Regions from separate parts of the Mus musculus genome. Here regions 2 and 3 are each linked to region 1. The links are chromatin loops, found by intact Hi-C in ENCODE. Cell type or tissue: heart. All regions are shown on one strand.

Region 1 (2,500 bases):
TGTTCTTTTCTTCAACCAAGCAAAGATAAATGACATTCTACACAATTTTTAAATTACACAGTTCAAAATTGTAGCACTCCAAAATAATACTAAAATTATGATGAGAGAGCTGGGAGTACAGATCAGTAGCGGAGTGATCATATTCTATGCTTGAGATCCTAGGTTCTGTCCTTGTTTCACCAATATTTTAACATTTATGCTGTATGCTTCTTTGGGGAACAGTCACAATAAAACACAAATATCACATTGTTGTTTTTTCTTTGATCAGGTTTTTGTCCTGAGAATCATGACATGCCAAGTGACATGCAAGGTATATGCTTTACCTAGTAGGATTCAAGTTGTTTGCCTAGTTTATAATTACAGCATCCAGAAGGCTGAGGCAGACAGCTCTTGAGGAGATGTCTGGGCTACATAGTAAGACCTCATCTCAACATCAGAAACAGCCAAAATAGTATTAATGCCTTTTGCATTTCTTTTTCCTATTACTCAAGCTCCAAGACTAACAAATGTGTCTTCATTTTTCACATTCACCAAATCTCAACTTGGATGTAAAATTTTCACTGAAAATACATGACTGGAAGCTCATGAAATGCACACATGAAAAAGCGAACTTTTCAGTCATGAAATTCTTCTCTAATTGGTTCACAAACAAATTTTTAAATTACATGTCTACAGCATTTTTCTTCCCGAACCACTTCCAAATCCATTAATAACCACAAACTTGTCCTAGTTTAACACTAACCCCTGCCTAAAAATAGAACAACTTTCCATTTGAAAAGTATTTTCCATTTTATGAGTTGGTTTGCCTAGTTTCAAAAAGGAGCCTGAGAGTTTCAAGCCAGACCAAATCATCACTGTAACTGTAGACACACAACAAAAATGACATGCAAAATCTAAACACTGTTCACATGGCTAATATATAGGAAAGGGGGCATTTATGGAAATTAGATTAATTGGAATATACCAGGTAAATTTCACTTTTATGTGTAAGTGTATTTTTACCTGCATGTTTGTGCATCATGTATGTGCAGTGCCTGTAGATGCCAGAAGATGGTGTCACATTGCCTAGAACTGGAGTTACAATTTGTGGGCTGCCACATAAGTTCTAGTAATAGAACATAGGTCCTCAGTAGGAGCAGCCAATGATCTTAAAAAGTGTTCACTCTAGTCCCACTAACTAATTCTTTTTAAGATTTACTTTTATTTTCTGTATATGGTGCTGCGCCTGCATGTATATGCCCATGTGATGTGCACAGTGCCTTCTGAGACCGAAAGAGGGCATCAGATCCCCTGAACTGGAGTTACAGTGTGTGAGTTACCATGGTAGGTGGTAGAAATTAAACTCAGGTCCTCTGTAAAAATAGGACATAATCTTGACTGCAGAGCCATTTCTCCAGTCTCTAGATAAAGTTAAAAATCATGGATGGTACTATATAGTGAAAAGAAAGCTTCAGTACTCATTTAACCTAGGGCCAGATATTATAATATAAATGTACTAGTTTCTTTCGACTTTCTCATTTGTGGCTGATTTCCAATTCCTACTGGATGAAGAAAACTGTGCATAAATGGAGACTTCAGACTCTGAAACATGTTAATGGTAGCTGGCAATGATGACAAAGCACTTCAAATCTCTGTGTGTAACCTATGTCTAAATGTGTATGTATGCCCCCAAATGTACATGGAGGCCGGGGAGGACACTGAGAGTCCTATCATTTTCGCCCTTATTCCCTTAAGACAGAGTCTCTCGCTGAAGTCGGAGTTAGGCTGACAGCCAGCCATCCCCTGGAATCCTTTTATGTCTGCCCCCACAGTTCTGATGTTACAGGCATATTGAGCCATCTCTCCAGCCTCCAAAGGTAAATGTTTTCAAGGCTATATAATCCCTGTTTTAGTTCTATGCTCTCAGCATCTTTCTCCCACTTTGACCAGTTTGAAATGCATTAATAATCTCAGAGTTCTGGCAGAAGAAAAGTCATCCCCAAGGAAAAATAAAAAGGCCGTTTTCTTTGAAGTTATTTTTAATATAATAAATTATTCTAAGTTTCCTTAGATACTAGATCAAGCTGCATGCAGGTAGAAGCTGTGGGTGTCAGAATAAAAAGTTATGAGCAAATAGTCGACAGTGAGCTGACCTTGCACCTTTGAGCTCTTTGACTCATATAAATTTTAGCTGTTCTGAGGCCTACAGAGATGGCTCAGTGGATAAAGGGCTTGAAATGCAAACCTGAAGACAGGAGTTCAGGTTTCCAGATCTCATATAAATTCTGAGTAGGTGGGTTGGCCTGCCTCTAACTCTGGGGTTTTATGAGCTGAGACAGGGGAATGATCCCCAAGGCAAGGCAAGAAGTTCAACTGAGACTGCCTCAATTAATAGTGCAGAGAACAACCGAGGAAGACTTCCAATACCAACTGCTGGCCTCCCCAAAGACACTCATAGATGCATCTGCACATGTGGGGTGGGGTGGGGTGGGGTTGGGTGGGGTGGGGTGGGGTGGGGCAT
Region 2 (2,500 bases), 110 kb after region 1:
CCCTTCTCTACGTAAGGGAAATTCCTAAGACGAGGATGTGGGTGAGTGCAGATCTGGAGAACCCCTCCCCAGCCCCAAAGCAACAGGTTTACACCCTCCCCAGGCCGTACTGGGCGGTCCCTCTCCCTCACCTAGCCAGAGGAGCCGCCCTCCGTCGTTGTCACCCCCCCACACACACCCTGGTCCCCGAGACCAGGCCTGGGAGTAGGTATGGGGAGGGGGCTCCCGGACTTCCCTGACAGTTTGCGCCTCGGAAACTGATCACAAACGGGCCAGCCACTATCCCCCGCGCGCCGCCGCGCGTCCACCGTGTTCCGGGAGCGCCGGCCCGCGCCTCGAGGATGAATGAGGCTCCCCTCCCCCACAAGGGGATCCCGCGCGGCCCCCAAGTCCCAGGGCGACGCGGGTCAGCCCAGCCAACCCCCTCTGGAGCCTCAGACAAAGAGATGCTGGGACGAACTGCAGAGCGTCCCTAAACTTGCCTTTCCCTCTCCCCAAAACAAAGGCGCACCCAGGCCTTTCCCGCCCCCCGCGCGCGCGGCCACTTCGGGGAGCGGCCGCCCCAGAGGTATTGTTCGGCGTGCAGGGAGCGCGCCCAACCTGGGGTTGGGGGGGCACACGGGAACTTGCCCCTCCTGAAGCTTCAGGGCCCGCGATTGGGGTCACCACCGCGCCCCTCGGCCCGAGAAGTTTGAGCCCCTGCCCGGCGTGTACTCACCTCGCCGCGAGCCGTGCAACTTGTGGCCGCGCACTCAGCGTACTGGCGGGTCCACCGTCACCAACCCCGGGCCGCGCGGAGGCCGACGAGGGCCAAGCGCCCCGGAGCAGCCGCGCGCTACCCCTGGCCCGCCACCTAGTCCACGAGAAGAGCTAGCGCTGGAAAGTTTCGGTGGCGAATGGCGGCCGGAGGGCGCTGCAGCGGCGGCGGGGCGGGGGCGCTGGCGGCTTGTCGCTCCCGAGCGTCGAGACTGGGGGGGGCTGGGCTGGGAGCGGCGGCGGCGGGAGAGGGCGGGACGGCGGGAGGGACCGACACGGCCAGTGACCTCCGCTGGGAGCGGACGCGAGCAAGCCTACCCAGGCTGGGAGACGTGCCAAGAGGGTCGACAGCGCGCCGCCCTCCCCAGACACCTGGAAGAGGCTCTCTACAGCCCTGCCCTCCCCCACCGCGTGCCCGCCGGCCCCTCCCCGAGCTCCTTGGGGGGGCAGCGTCCCCACGCGGCAGCCCCTCCCCCCAGTAAGGGCTAGGACGCCAGGCCCGCCCTTCCCCGGACCAAGTCCAGACCCAGCCCCCCGGGGGCAGGGAAAAGACTTACATCTCGGCACAGTTCTTCACCCTAAAGCCTCCCCACCCCCACCTCTCCCCGCCCCAAGCCCAAGGTGGAGGAGGGAAGCCTGAGCATTGCCCTCTGGGCCCCAACCAGGCCCCTACCAGGCTCAGAGAGGAATGAGGGGGGAACAGGGCCCCTACACGGATACTCAATCCCACACCCCTCACGCCAAGGTGGCTCGGGAGGAGGGGGGATGGGAACAAGGGCCACCCTGAAGATTTAAAGAGGGAATGGTAACCCAAGCCACTGAAAGTGTTACCCTCCCCCACCTCAAAAGATGAAGCCGCCCAGCTAGCCTAGAAGGTTCTCGTGTAACACCATCTCCAAGCGCATCTTCTTCAAAATTAACGACATAAAGCATCCCCCTCCCCAGTTGCCTTTACGCCCACCGCAAAAATTGAGGACTCGGGCGCAGCCATGACCTTTGCAAAACACCTCTCGGCCAATAGTCAGAAATGCATAGGGGAGACGCTTTAACACAAGACTAAGGCACAAATAAGCTGGGACTATGGAGGACTATGTTAGGGTACTGGGGCCCTCAAATCTGTAAATCCCCACCCCCAGGCCTGAAACCGCAGGCGCTGGCAAAGTGTTTTCTGTTGCCAAGGCTGGTAAGGCCCAGCCCTGGCGCTTCCTCTCTTCCACATCGGTGACGATTTCCCCCCATACTCCCGCCTTTAATTCAATTAAATAAATATTCGGCCCTCCTCCTCAGCACCTTTGGTGTCTGCCTTGCTGAGTATTTTTAAAATCAATTTGCCCCTCCCTTAGGCTTCTAATGAGCTCGGTGCTAAGCGCCCAGTAACACTCCGCAATTTAAACCCTAACCTCACTTGCTCCTTCCTTGAACACTAGGCATTTGTTGCTCTGGTAGTTGGGGGTGGAGGGGAGAACCTGGGGCGAGTTTTTAAGGGGCCGGTTCTCCATCAAAAAGGCGGACCTCAAATTTACCTTGCAAAATATTTCTACGAAACGTCAAATATGTCAAACGACTGTTGGTACACAGTTATTAGAGCGCATCAATAAAAAATCCACACTTACACAGTCTCCATAATTGTGAATCAGCAGTACACAGGCTTATTAGCTATCAGCTGCCATTCAAGCACCCCCACCCCCAAAGGACTTGGTAGGGCTCCCTTGAGCCTGCCCTTCTTAGCTCTTGGGCTCCTGAG
Region 3 (2,500 bases), 73 kb after region 1:
AGAACAGTCTTGGGTGTTATTTTTCCTTGGGTGCCATCCATCTTGTTTTTTAAGACAGGATCTCTCTCTAGGATCTGGGCTCACTAGGCAGGGTAGGCAAGCCCCAGAGATCCAAAGGTTCTGGGACTGTATCTCAAATCCTCATTGTTGCACAGCAAGCACTATATGAATTGAACTGTCTCCCCCAGCCTAGACAGTAAACACCACAGATTTCCCTAAGCAGTCAAGTTGGTTTGTCACAACCCTCACAACACCCTTTGTAACAAGACAGCCACACACACAGTACAACCATGTTCCTGTGAAACTCAATGTACAAATGCTGACTTTAGATATCTACATCACTTTAACCGGTCACATGGTTTCCAGCTCACCTCCAAATATACACACTACACTCATCAGATAAAAGTATAAAAGCCAGCCGGGCAGTGGTGGCACACGCCTTTAATCCCAGCACTTGGGAGGCAAAGGTAGGTGGATCTCTGAGTTCGAGGCCAGCCTGGTCTACAGAGTGAATTCCAGGACAGCCAGGGCTATACAGAGAAACTCGAAAAAACAAAACAACAACAACAAAAAAAGTATAAAAGCCTTTCTGGTTCATTATCTGTACAAAAACAGGTGACAGATTAGCCTGTGCTTTTAAAGACTGCCTCCAACTGCAACATATTTTGTGCTTGTGTACACACTGACATGCAACTGCAGCAAGAGGAGAATACAAGGTGTGCTCTCCTCCACAATCCCCCTTGAGACAGGATCTGCTCACAGAAACAAGTTAATTGTCATTGTTGTCCCCTAACTCCCCCCTCTACCTCCTTCCAATGCCTACACCTTCCCCTCCCCCTTCCCCCCATCCCTGGCTAGGCTAGGTATCACTCTTCCTGTGCAGTCATCCCCAGAAATGGGAGTACACCTCTGGCTTTTGCTGTAGATGCTTGGGCTCTGAGCTTAGGCCCTCACACTTGTTCAGCTCACACGCTATCATTCCTGCAGGTTGCTCTTAAACACATGACGGGGTCCCTGCACTGACGGCCTCTGGGCTCTCAAGGGCACTGTTGAATTCATATACTGCTTCTTATCATCGGTTATGGCATGAAACCCTAGCATTTGAAAAAACACCATGCCATCCCAAAACCAGAGGCTTAGAAATCATACCACCTCACCTCTGACCATCCCACTCTTGGTGTCCCCACAGCTCAGAGCTGTGAGATCTAGTGTGCTCACTTACCCTCACCTCAGTTACCCCAACTATATATCAGGAGCATCTCTCCTGTGGTGCAATCCTCTCAGCTCCAGTGTCACACCTAAGGCACTTTCACGCTGACAACAAAGACCAAGGAAATGTCCCAGCTATAATTCTAATTATTTTTCTTCTTTTTCTGTCCTCTTGAGGTGCAGTTTCACTTTCCTGTCAGGAGGCCACACTGCTGCCCTCCCCTGGCAGACCAAGTCCTCATGTTGAAAAGGAGGGGATGGTTCCACCAAAGCTTCTCTTCACCTTTCTACTTTCCTGGGCCTCTTGGCTCCTATCCCACCTCACCAGCCTGCCTCATCTATTATTATCCACCCAAGAATAAACATAACAAACTGTAATTTGTTAAATTTTATATCTAGACTGTAATACTCCTTTAGCAAGCTTCTTTTGTCCCTTTTAATTGGTTGGCCCTTATCATCCATAACAAAGCCACCTTCTGATCAGTGCAGCCTGTGAGAAATAAACAGCAAAAGACAGTTAGTTGCCTTCGTACCATTTTCCAGGAAACTGCTGCTACTAAACTCTCACCTAATAGTTGCCTCAAAAGAGATCTTAATGTCATCCTTAGCAGCACTGCCAGCTTGAGGCTAGCCTATCTGCCCCTTCCTCATTCCACCTCACAAAAGACCATATTAACTTTATCCCTAAGCCTCTCCCAGACCTAGACCCCTAATAATCCACTTCCTGTCTCAACACACAAAATAAATTCTTGCTTACTTAAACCCAAAGCCACCACAGATGCACATAAGACACTCCCCCCAACTTCCTACTCCTATTCTGTGTCTCACTTGCACAAATCAGTAAATGAACCAGCTTTAGTGGCTAGTATCTGTTGCTGAACTCTCAGCCAGCACACATCTAACATTCTTGGTGAGAAATGCCTATGCTATGGATGTCATCAATTGTGGCTGTTGAAATTAAGTACTGCCACTCCTGCCCTCACACAGTCACTCAATCTCAATACCAAGGCATGTGTCTTGCAATAAAAGCATGAAACCTCCTTGCCACACTGTGTGTGGACAGAGCATGCATGTCTATTAGGAAAGGACTTTACAAACCAGCAAAGCACATCTTGGATCCCTGCACTTGGGAGTCTGAGGCAGGGGAGTCTCCAGCCTGGACTACATAATAGTGAGGTACTGTCTCAAAAAGAAAATAAACCAACCACAATAAGACAATAAGGAGGAGGGGGGAGGAGAATAAACAACTATATTGCTTTAGCTCTTGGACTTCATGAGGCAAAGATCACCC

What was found. Peaks named below come from ENCODE experiments on the same cell type or tissue, not always from the same donor. Only the 100,000 strongest peaks of a DNase experiment are listed, where the experiment ranks them.
Region 2: it touches region 1 in a loop (2.8-fold over the local background); 8 of 42 quality-filtered maps call a loop at or near these places.
Region 3: a loop joins it to region 1, with 2.6 times the contacts of the local background. A loop is called at or near these places in 2 of 42 quality-filtered maps.

What each region holds. Positions count from the first base shown.
Region 1 is chrX:77,619,011-77,621,510 of GRCm38, reverse strand. All of the region lies in intron 1 of Tbl1x (transducin (beta)-like 1 X-linked), which reads right to left. All of the region lies in intron 2 of Gm52447 (a long non-coding RNA gene), which reads left to right. Among named protein-coding and RNA genes, the nearest start is that of Gm52447, 22 kb to the left of the region's middle. In heart, a CTCF peak has its summit at 1,048 (motif pointing right); no DNase peak of the experiment used is centred here; H3K27ac peaks cover 569 bases.
Region 2 is chrX:77,509,488-77,511,987 of GRCm38, reverse strand. It overlaps Tbl1x (transducin (beta)-like 1 X-linked), which reads right to left and starts at 761. Exons shown (of 16, transcript NM_020601.2): 1 at 719-761. In heart, CTCF peaks have their summits at 867 and 1,067; DNase peaks (open chromatin) are centred at 217, 1,157 and 1,897; H3K4me3 peaks cover 2,500 bases; H3K27ac peaks cover 2,500 bases.
Region 3 is chrX:77,545,589-77,548,088 of GRCm38, reverse strand. All of the region lies in intron 1 of Tbl1x (transducin (beta)-like 1 X-linked), which reads right to left. Among named protein-coding and RNA genes, the nearest start is that of Tbl1x, 36 kb to the right of the region's middle. In heart, a CTCF peak has its summit at 1,419 (motif pointing left); no DNase peak of the experiment used is centred here.